Linked DNA regions of Homo sapiens: region 2 is linked to region 1. Evidence: chromatin loops called from intact Hi-C (ENCODE). Cell type or tissue: PC-3. All regions are shown on one strand. Each heading gives the region's core, and the rest is flanking DNA. Links, peaks and the distances in the headings are about the cores only.

Region 1 (5,419 bases), core at 761-4,760:
CCTGAAAGTTTACAAAATTTCCTACTTTCTATGAGACCTGAAACACTTAAAACACAACTGAGTAAATTTCAGAGTAAGTAATGCAAAGACGACTGCTGGAAATAATGGGATACAATTAGTAAAAATTTAACTTAAGTAAAATTCTAAGTAAAATTTTAACTTATAGCAGAAATGATATCCTAGTGTCAGATATCGGCAAAGGATTTTTTTTCTTTCTTGACAGAGTCTTGCTCTGTCACCCAGGCTGGCATGCAGTGGTGCAGCCATAGCTCACTGGAGCCTCGAACTCCTGGGCTCAGGCAATCCTCCCACCTCAGCCTCTCAAATAGCTAGGACTACAGGTGCGTGTCATTGCACTTGGCTAATTTATTTATTTATTTATTTATTTATTTATTTAATGATTTTTTTTTTTTCGGTAGAGACAGTGTCTCCCAGTGTTGCCCAGGCTGGCCTCGAACCCTGGCCCCACGTGATTCTTCTGGCCTCTGCCTCCCAAAGCCCCAGAATTACAGGCATGAGTCACTATACCTGACCTGAAAATAATTTTGACAAAATGTAACAACTTGAATCATATAACTTACAGCTATAGAAATAATAAAAAAAAACAGAGAACAATCTCAGCATGAATTTTCAGATTAGCTGCTTCATATTTATAATATACTATTTAATGAAATCATAAAATATTGAAACATCCCATTGACATTTTCTCTAATATTATCTCTAAGTTAATATGTCTTCACAGTTCTTGATTAGCAGTTGTCTTATTTGCCTCCAATTTGAAAGTGAGAAGGATGGTTTCTGCATTAGAAGGAAAAACTAGGATATGGGAAATAGGTCCTAAATATTAACACAGTAAGCATTTAAAGCATATATATGTATGTATTTCTTTTTAAAATTCATAAATAGTATAAATCATTCATTTAAAAGTATCAAACTTTTTAAATTCAAGAACACTTACCATTACATTTGTACAGACTTTAAATTTTAAATTCCCAATCTGTATGCTTGTGTACACCTTCTTTATCCAGATAAAAAACATGAGGTAGGTCATGCAGAAGCACATGCCTGTGGTACCAGCTACTCAGGGATCCTAAAGCAGAAGAATTGCTTGAGCCCAGGAGTTCAAAGCCAGCTTGGGTAGCATAGCAAGACTCCCGTCTTTAAAGAAAATTTAAAAATTAAAAAAACACACATCAGGAAGAAAATTGATAAAAGTCTTGAAAATCATAATTCTAAAGTGAACCTTGGAGATTATCTTCACTAGACCTATTATATTACAATTTAGATATCTGAGGTCCAAATGTGCAGCAGTTCACTTAAGACCATATAGCAAATTAAGTTACAAAGACAAAACCAGAGCCCAGATTCCCAATTCCTATATGATTGTGTTTTTCTATAAATTATAGTGCCTTTCAGAAAAAGAGGGTTAGGAGGTCTTGGTAAGGAATATGGTGTGTGTGTGTGTGTGTGTGTGTGTGTGTGTGTGTGTGTGTGTGTGTGTATCCTCCACCTAGATCAAGAGTAGCCCAGCTGTCACCCGCATGACAACTTGAAGAGTTTATGTTCTTATTTGCAGTCACGCCCTATGACTTGTGGTGCTCACTCATTCCATTCTAATTACATTACTATCTAGTTAATCTTATTTAATATTACTAAATTCTCCTTTCAAACCAATGAATCTCAACCAGGAGCCATTTGTCCCCCTACCACCCTAGGAGACAATTGGGGGAAAAGAATGAGATGTCAGTGGCATCTAGTGGGTAGAAGCTAGGGATGCTGCTAAACATCCTACAATGGAAGCTCCTCAGTTTATAAATGAGAAAAGGAAGCTCTGTGCAACTGAGCCAGCCTAAAATAAAGATCATGAAGCTAAATCAAGATTGCATTTACATAAGGGAAATGACATAAAGGAAATGACATTAGGAAATGAAATAAAAGAATTTACAAAAAGGAAGACTAACATACTCAAGTTTAAGGATATGCACTTACACGTATTTTTAAAGTATACTGATAAAATATGTTACTTTTGGAGGATCGTATGTAAATTCTGGGATAAAGTGAAAAGAGAATCTTGTTTTCATAGGAAGTGTTTTTACTATAGCCAAATAACCACCATAACCATTCAGAGTAATTTGGTTCCCCTTTAGAAAATTAACATAGACGGCCAGGCACAGTGGCTCATGCCTGTAATCCCAGCACTTTGGGAGGCCAACGCAGGTGGATCACTTGAGGCCAGGAGTTTGAGACCAGCCTGGCCAACATGATGAAACCCCATGTCTACTAAAAATACAAAAAAAATTAGCCAGGAGTGGTGGCGCACGCCTGTAGTCCCAGCTACTCGGAAGGCTGAGGCAGGAGAATGACTTGAACCTGGGAGGCAGAGATTGCAGTGAGCCGAGATCGCACCACTGCACTCCAGCCTGGGAAACAGAGCGAAACTACGTCTCAAAAAAAAAAAAAAAAAGAAAGTAAAAGAAAATTAACAGAGACAATCATGGTGTTGTTATAAACTACTTTACTTACTTAATTTTATTTTTTGGAGACAGAGTCTCACTCTGTCACCCAGGCTGGAGTGCAGTGGCGTGATCTTGGTTCACTCCAACCTCTGCTTCCCGGGTTCAAGCAATTCTTGTGCCTCAGCCTCCCGAGTAGCTAGGACTACAGGAGTGCACCACCATACCCGGCTAATTTTTTTGTATTTTAGTAGAGATGGGGTTTCACTATGTTGCCCAGGCTGGTCTCAAACTCCTGAGCTCAGGCAATCCGCTGGCCTTGACCTCCCAAAGTACTGGAATTACAGGTGTGAGCCACCATGCCTGGCCTATAAACAGCTTTATATAGAATAGACAGTGAATCACTTCACCTTAATGGTGTATTAGCTAGAGTAATAAAAAAGAACTAATAAAATGTTATATTGTTGGAATCATATTTTTTTAACTTGGCTACTTTCCCTATTCTATGTGGTTACATTGGAGTTGCCCTGCCCTATCCTGGTGGGTTTGAAGTATTTTGTTTGATCATATTTGTGATCTGACTTGTTCTGAATAATAAGCTGAAGTGAACTTTATAAAATCAGCAGTAGAAATTGTTTCTTATTTTTCTATGATAAATTCCTCTTTTGAAGTCAAAGGTAACATATGTATTTTGTACTGAACCATCAGTGATATTTTCCAAATGTCAAAAACTTGCTAAGTGGAATGGACTATTGCAACTGTTTATTATTTTTACATTGTTGATCCAAAATGGAGAAGCGGACATAACCAATTTCACTTTGAGCTTCTGTATATTTAAAAGGCTATCTCCAATGTGACATTTCTGTCAGCTACCCTGCAGCTTCTGAGATATATGCATTGGTTGATAATTAAATGAATGGATGATGTTAAAATTAACTAGTATTAACTAGTATTAATTTTGACTAGTATTAAAATTAACTGGTATTAATTTTAACATCATTCATTCATTTAATTATGTACAAGTTTTGTACATTCTCTGCTTAAACTTGTAATCATAAACCAGATAAACTGAGACATGTCTAGCAGGCACAGTGTTGGAGTACTCTGATCTTTTCAAGTTACTATGTATTGTTTGTTCTAGCTATCACAGTATATTTAGGATTAACAGCTTTGGCAATACAAGATGCTTAATACTAAGTCAAGCATGGTGTCAACATTATCCAAAACTTAGCTGAAGATAAGTGTTGCTTTGCCATCTTTTAACCGTAATTGGAGTTGACTCAATATAGTCTTAACATTTAGCTGAACATCTAAGTTACTTTTGAACAGATGTACAGGGCCTTTGAGCATTTTTAACAGTAATTATTGCTTCGCTTTGAAAAATGTCAACATAACTTTTGACATTTTGCGATACACCTTTTCACTTTTCTAATTTCTAAATTAATACTAATTAATTTTAACATCATTCATTCATTTAATTATCAATAAAAATGGAGAAGTATTATTTTGGAGAGATTTTCAGGTGAACTCAACAGGAGTTAGTAACCAGTTTACAGGTAGATAAAGGAAATTAATGTGTCTAAGAACACCGAAGTTTCTATATTTGATGATTAGGTGGATGGTAGTTAGAAATAACAGGAAAAACATCTTTAGACAATACTAATATTTTAAAATGTTACATTTATAATAGTTTATTAAAATGAGTAAATTCAGTTTCTAATAATATCGATAAACAGGAAAATAAATATCCAGCTTGTTTATGAATATGGATGATTGCTAAGTACCACAGCATATAACTTTAGAATACTAAAACAATTTTAAATTGTATGACTTGCCTGGCACGAAAGGCAGTTACAGAGGTTGAATATTAGTTATCTTGCTTATACCCAACCAAAAGTATAATATATAGGTCTTGTGTTTGTCTCCATTTCTTCCAGGGTCCTCAAGGACCAAGAGGTCAACCAGGGCCTCCAGTGAGTTGGTTTTCATTTATATCTGTTTACCATTGATGCTTATATGTTTGCCTGGTTTAAGATGTCTACTAAATAAATGTGTATTTTTTTTAATTTGCTGTGTTCTAGGGTCCACCTGGAGCACCAGGCCCAAGAGTAAGTTTGCTTGGTTTGATTTTGTTTTGTTTTATCTTAGTATGTCATATTAACTTTTTAAATATCCTTCTGTTAACTCTCTATTAAAAGGTATCCCTTTTGGATACCTCTGTTCTTTTTTGCTAACCTGATACAGGGCTGGCCCAGCTACACAAACATGAAATCCAAGCCTCAGACTTCTTATTTATAAAATGGAGATGGTATCTCCTGCTTTCTTGGGTGGTTTCAAGTGTTGAGTAAGAAGTAAAGCATGCAGCACATTGTATAATACATAATAAGCACTTGAAAAACTAATTATCTCCATTTCTTCCTAATTCTACATCTTCACTCTCCTTTTTTAAATGTTCTCTTTTTGCCAGCCAGGGTTATCCACTTCTTTGATTTACATGAAGTAAATCAAATCTTTCTCAGTTGCTGGTAACTCTGGAAGCCATCAGACTTCTCTTATGTTTGCTTATTATCTAACTACTATGACCCAAAACTTGCTACCCTTATCTCTGAGGCAATGTTTATGTTGCTTCTGCTATTCTCATGCCCTCTGATATTCTAAGTTTGATTTTCCTTATGCTTTGTATCCACTCTCATATTCCGCAGTCTGTTTGTCTTTCTGCTCCCTATGAAAGGTCTCTCTCCATCTGCAACCTCACCCACACCCCACTCCTCCAGCCTCCTGGTCAAATACAGTGGTCCTTGGTCACATTTTCTGCCTAACATGGATCTACTGTTCGCTACACCATCCCAAACAATAGTCAGTCCTATGCCATTTAAGCCTTCTTATTTCACATGCTGCTCTGATGTCATTTAGATCTCTGCTAGTTCTAGGTGGTGGTTTCCTGTGGTCTACTCTCAGCAGATCAG
Region 2 (5,419 bases), core at 568-4,567, 56 kb before region 1:
TTGTAATCTTTTAAAAATTAAGTAAAATATGATTAATTTAACCTAACCAACCAATTCATTCATTGGGCATAAGACTGTGGGCAGCTATAAAGAAAAATTTAGAGCAAGTCAAAACCAATTGCAGAACCAACATTTTTTAAAAGACTTTTGTAATGCAAATGTGAGTGAACTGTCCTATAATGACTCTCAAAGACCAAGACTCAAGCCAAAATATTTGTTCTCCCAAAACAAAATTCCAGATTTCAATGAATTGAAATTTCTTGGTGAAAAAAGAAAGAATAATTTTTGCTTAACTCTCTAAATCTATTTTTGCTTTATAAAGCTGCCTTCTTAAAGAGTGTTAGAACTAGTGAAGTATCTAGATAACTGTCCTTCAGCCTCATTTAAACAAACAAAAAACAAGCGTTTGTATTAACGTTGCATATTAAAAAATATTTCCCTTATCAAAAGAATCAGACTGCTTTCTCTAGTAGTCTGTGAACCAGCACAGTCCCAATGAACAGAAGCCTTTCAAAATGGATCTGATTTCAAATGGGCCACTCTACCTATTTTTCAGTGCTGGCCAGGCAAAAAGAAAGCACAATTTTATATGTACTGTAAATCTAATCCATTGACTGCCTTTAACCCCATTCACTCAAATATCCTACATTTGATTTAGAGTTTTCCCCACTCACTCTTTTCAAATTTGGAGTTACAGATGGTAGGGAAGGCAGGTGGAAAATAAGTTTAGTCTTCAGTCATCATCTGTTCACACTAGTGTCCCCTGAAATGCACATCATCACTTTTGGCCCACAGTTGCTATTGTCTCACCGTATTGGCATCTACCTTGGCCCTCCTGCCAGAAGTATTTTGACCTATGCTGGCATGTGCAGCTATTTGCTCATCTCAGGTACAAGACCTCCTCAGGCCTCTCAGGGCCATCTTCTTCTGTTCTTGGCCACATATAAATAACATTCTCTGCTCCCCACACCATACAGGGTACTTGGAGGACTCAGAAAGACATTCTTAATCCCACTGTCCTAGACATGTCATGCAGAGATTTTTACTCTATGTACTTTATGTGGACTTCTCAATGAGGACTTTAGTCTCCCTAGGCATCATCTTTGTGCCCAGATCCCCAAACTTATCTGGGAGCATTAGTGTTTCTATCCACCCTAAGAAAGACTCAAGGGCAGGCCAGGCATGGTGGCTCATGCCTGTAATTCCAGCACTTTGGGAGGCCGAGGAGGGCAGATCACCTGAGGTCAGGAGTTCAAGACCAGCCTGGCCAACATGGTGAAACTCCGTCTCTACTAAAAATACAAAGATTAGCTGGGTGTGGTGGTGCATGCCTGTGATCCCAGCTACTTGGGAGGCTGAGGCAGGAGAATCACTTCAACCTGGCAGGTGGAGGTTGCCATGAGCCGAGATCATGACACTGTACTCCAACCTGGGTGACAGAGTGAGACTCTGTCTCAAAAAAAAAAAAAAAAAGGAAAAGAGAAAGACTCAAGGGTAGGATGAGGGGCAAGGGGCTCTTTTCAGAGATTGCCGTCAGTGTCTAACAGTCCCGCTTCTCTTTTTCTTCTTCTTTTCCCTTTCCCCAGCTTGAGGATCTTTATCCCCTTTCATGGGAAAAACTCTTTGTTACATTATTATTATTATTTTAAATCTGTTCTTTATAGCATAAATTTTATGACTTGAGTCCTTTATAACAAACCTTGGTTTTTAACTCAAAGATAGACTTTTAATATTTAAGAGTCAGGCTTTTGTGTTTAAAAAACATGATTTTGAAACTGAAAACATATTTTTTTCAAACTGTTACCCCCACCATGAGTTTCATTGGACTATTTTAAAATTCAAAAGCCAAGGAAAAGTCTATTTTGAAAAATCAAAAGTATAGAACAGATATATCTCGTTGCATAAAAAGAAATACTGTAAAGGAAAAAACACACTGATTAACATAATTGCATATTATGATTCATATGCTATTTAATAAGTATTTCAAGATGACTGAAATCACAACTTTTTTCCACTATTTAAAATAGTCTTTGTTTATTTTGCTTTTTTATTGTGTTAGGAAAAACATATTTTACTTATAGGGATCATATGCTCTAGAAATGTGTATACTTTAATTAAACCCAGGTCACTAACTATCCCATTTTCTGGTTTCCTCATCTTTAGAAACATTTTGCATTAGTGACTTCTAAGACAAGTACAATAGTTTTCAAAGTTGGAAGTACAACCCATGATCCTTATATCTCCCCATTGTCAAATCCTGCAAAAGTTGGATTTTTATCTCTTAGAGAAGATGCTCTTTTTCTCTGTGACAACATATACTATTTCTTCATAAAATGTTTAAGCTGGTTGTCAAAAAAGTAACATCTTTTGAAGTTGTTTCTTTGTTGTTATTATTAAACTGAATCTTTAGCACAATTTGTCTTCAAAATTGAATGATTTAACATCCCATTTTAGTGGGATTATCCTGTTTGTGAGAACTTCTGATGATTTCTGAGAAATGTGTCTGGTAATGACAACATGATTCCTTTTCTTATTTGTGAACCAAGTCACCTTTTCCACATTTTCTTCTTTAAATACTTTTAGAATGTCATCAGAACAATGGCATGATTTGCAAGAGCAAAGTTCCTAACTATCCTGGCAGACCCATTACTGCTGAATCAATTATGATTTAAAACATCTCACACATGGAAAAACAAACAGTTCCGTGGGAAATAAATATCTTTTCCTTGAATCACAAGTATGCTCTTCTCTATTCTTCCAGAAAAGCACATTTTAGGCTATCAGTTCATGTTCTTCTTACCACACTGTAAGTGCCTTGTAAGGAGGAACTTTGCCTTTGCCTTCCAAGCGCATGACAGAGTCCCTGATACATGATACTCAATAAATGTTTACTGAATTAAGTAAATATGTAGCATTTTCAAAAGGAGATCAAGGCCCTTCCTGAAAGTAGGGACATTTATTAAATAATCTATTCAGGTCCCTTTTAGAAGTACAGTTTAAATTCTTAAATCATATAATTGAGAGCTACAAGGAAATTACTAGATGATCTTGTCAAAGTTTCTCATTTTCAGATGAAGAAGCTGACTCCCAGGAAAATTAAATGGCAATCCTAATGATATACAACTAGTTCGTGCTAGTTCTTGCTGCAGCGTCCAGGTCTCAGTGTCCTTTTCTATGGCTTCAGTTTAAGTAAGATTATTACAGTCAATTGACAACTGTGCTTTCCATCTTTAGGGTAATAAGGGGAAAAAAGGAGCTCCTGGTCCTTCTGGGAAACCTGGGATTCCTGTAAGTAACAGGCCTCTTTCATCTTTCTTGCTTTTCTAAATGGAACTGGCAACTTTAGCAAGCAGAAAAGTTTGGGGCCAATTGTGTCATCATGTTGGATAAATCAGATTGTCTTTTAAAAAAATTAAACCCATGCTGGAACACAGAGGGAACAAAATATGACCATTAACTCAAAACCAAACTTGCTGTTTAAATATAAGTCCCTGCAGTTGAAGGATGCTATTTTCCTGGTTATGAAGCCCTCCCGGTGGACTCATGCTTCTGACGGTGAACCACTGAAAAACAGAGAACTTAGAATCGTAACAAAATGAATGGTGACAAAGGCCAGAGATATTCAAGCATAATTAAAATGACATGAGCTAGATTTTAGAGGACTCAGCCTCTCATTCTCTAGACAAATAAAAAGTCTTAGGAAAAAAAATTTAATCTTTTCATCACAAAGATTAACTTTTACCTCACCATCAGTTTCCTCTCCTGGCCAGGCAGATAAGTGTTGACTGGCTCTTTAGCAAAGACTTTACTGGTGTCCCCTAGCCAAGGATTAGATGCCTGCTTTGGGTGACTTGTATTGGCTTGAAAAAAAAATAGAGAAAATGAATGTAAATTATAAGCACATTCAGATCAGAGATCCTTGCATATGAAATTTAGTTGCCCAAGTGTAGAAACAAAATGTTCAGACCTTACTTCAGTCATATAATTATCTGATTCAAAGTGGCAGCTGAATAGCCATAATTTATTTCTTGGGAAAATAACACAATACAAGGTTTGGCAGATGGGAAATGATAACCTCTATCCTAAGCTGACAGGTGCATATAGCTGATCTTTTCTCCACAATTATATAAAATATTGGTTGACACAATAAGAAACACCAGAGAATTACACTAAGGCGCAAAAGTTACACAGTAAATTGCTGATCAGCTTGGCATTTTTGTTTGGGGAACTTTTAAAGGCTTTTAAACTTTTAAAGTTATCTGTTGAATCCAAATAGTAAATCATTAAGGAATCCAGGAAACAGGAAAATTTGTCCTAGAACAAAATATAAAAATGTAAACTTCTCCAGCTCAATAAATAAAAAAGTATTTGTCATCTTAACATCTTTTCAGCATCTCTACAATCCAAATAATTTTTAATTATCAAGGGACTTCAAGGCCTACTTGGGCCAAAAGGCATACAAGGATACCATGGAGCAGATGGCATTTCAGGAAACCCTGGAAAAATTGGGCCACCAGGAAAACAGGGACTTCCTGTGAGTAGTACGGATATCTCTTTGCTCATTATTTCCTATGCATGTGTCTCCTTGCTAGACCATAGATATTTTGGCTATCTATTTTAGCTTTGGCATTGGCTCAGATTAAGCCAGTTCATTTCTCTAATAGCTATTATGCAGTTGTATTTAGGATTTCCAGGAACTGTCAATAGGTACATTCTCTTCAGTATTTTATATCTAATAACTCATAGTGTTAATAATTCATGCCATTTTAAAAATATAAAATCTGTTAAAGAAGACCTATAAAGAAGCAAAAGCTTAAGGACTACACAACCTGGCTGTACTTTGAGTTCATCAAATGTTTTAAGCCACCTTTGGAACATTTAGGTCTTGGCAGTAACTCAAGGTAGGTTCTGTGAAAAATCATTTTCCCTTTACTTTTATAGCCTCAGTATTTTACAAGAATTGTGTGAATATTTTCTCTGTGTTCATCTAATTCATTCATTGCAATAGGTCCATCAGCTGTCTCTCTTCTGATGTGTAATTCTTCATGCTATATATTAACTACATTTTAACTACCAGAAGAACTTTTGGTAGAATAGCAAATCCATGTCTATAATATGTGTCTACCCCTGTGAGGACAATCACAGCTAGCTCGAACTAATCCCCTAAGGAGCATTGCTGTGTTAGTAGCTCAGTGTTGGCCTCTACTTTTGGCAGGTTTGGCAGTCACCAGGGGTAGTAGCCAAATCAGCCTTGGTGAGGAAAAGTCCACATTATTGGATTTGTGCCAGTGGGCCCATTGAGCAACCACCGTGATAGTTATGGGAAAAAAGTAATGCAATAATGTAGATTCATTCTTATTTTTATGCAGATTTCTATCTTACTTATTTGATCAGAAATTTAAAAATCACATTTTTGTCT

What was found. Hi-C counts contacts between places; a loop is a spot of excess contacts. Peaks named below come from ENCODE experiments on the same cell type or tissue, not always from the same donor. Only the 100,000 strongest peaks of a DNase experiment are listed, where the experiment ranks them.
Region 2: a loop joins it to region 1, with 5 times the contacts of the local background. A loop is called at or near these places in 1 of 110 quality-filtered maps.

The regions. Positions count from the first base shown.
Region 1 is chr1:85,760,538-85,765,956 of GRCh38, reverse strand. It overlaps COL24A1 (collagen type XXIV alpha 1 chain), which reads left to right. Exons shown (of 60, transcript NM_152890.7): 54 at 4,391-4,426; 55 at 4,535-4,561. Among named protein-coding and RNA genes, the nearest start is that of ZNHIT6, 55 kb to the right of the region's middle. In PC-3, for the core only: no CTCF peak of the experiment used is centred there; a DNase peak (open chromatin) is centred at 2,926; H3K27ac peaks cover 1,883 bases.
Region 2 is chr1:85,815,903-85,821,321 of GRCh38, reverse strand. COL24A1 (collagen type XXIV alpha 1 chain) reads left to right here. Exons shown (of 60, transcript NM_152890.7): 46 at 3,235-3,288; 47 at 4,427-4,534. Among named protein-coding and RNA genes, the nearest start is that of ZNHIT6, 110 kb to the right of the region's middle. In PC-3, for the core only: no CTCF peak of the experiment used is centred there; a DNase peak (open chromatin) is centred at 2,761; H3K4me3 peaks cover 1,181 bases; H3K27ac peaks cover 2,363 bases.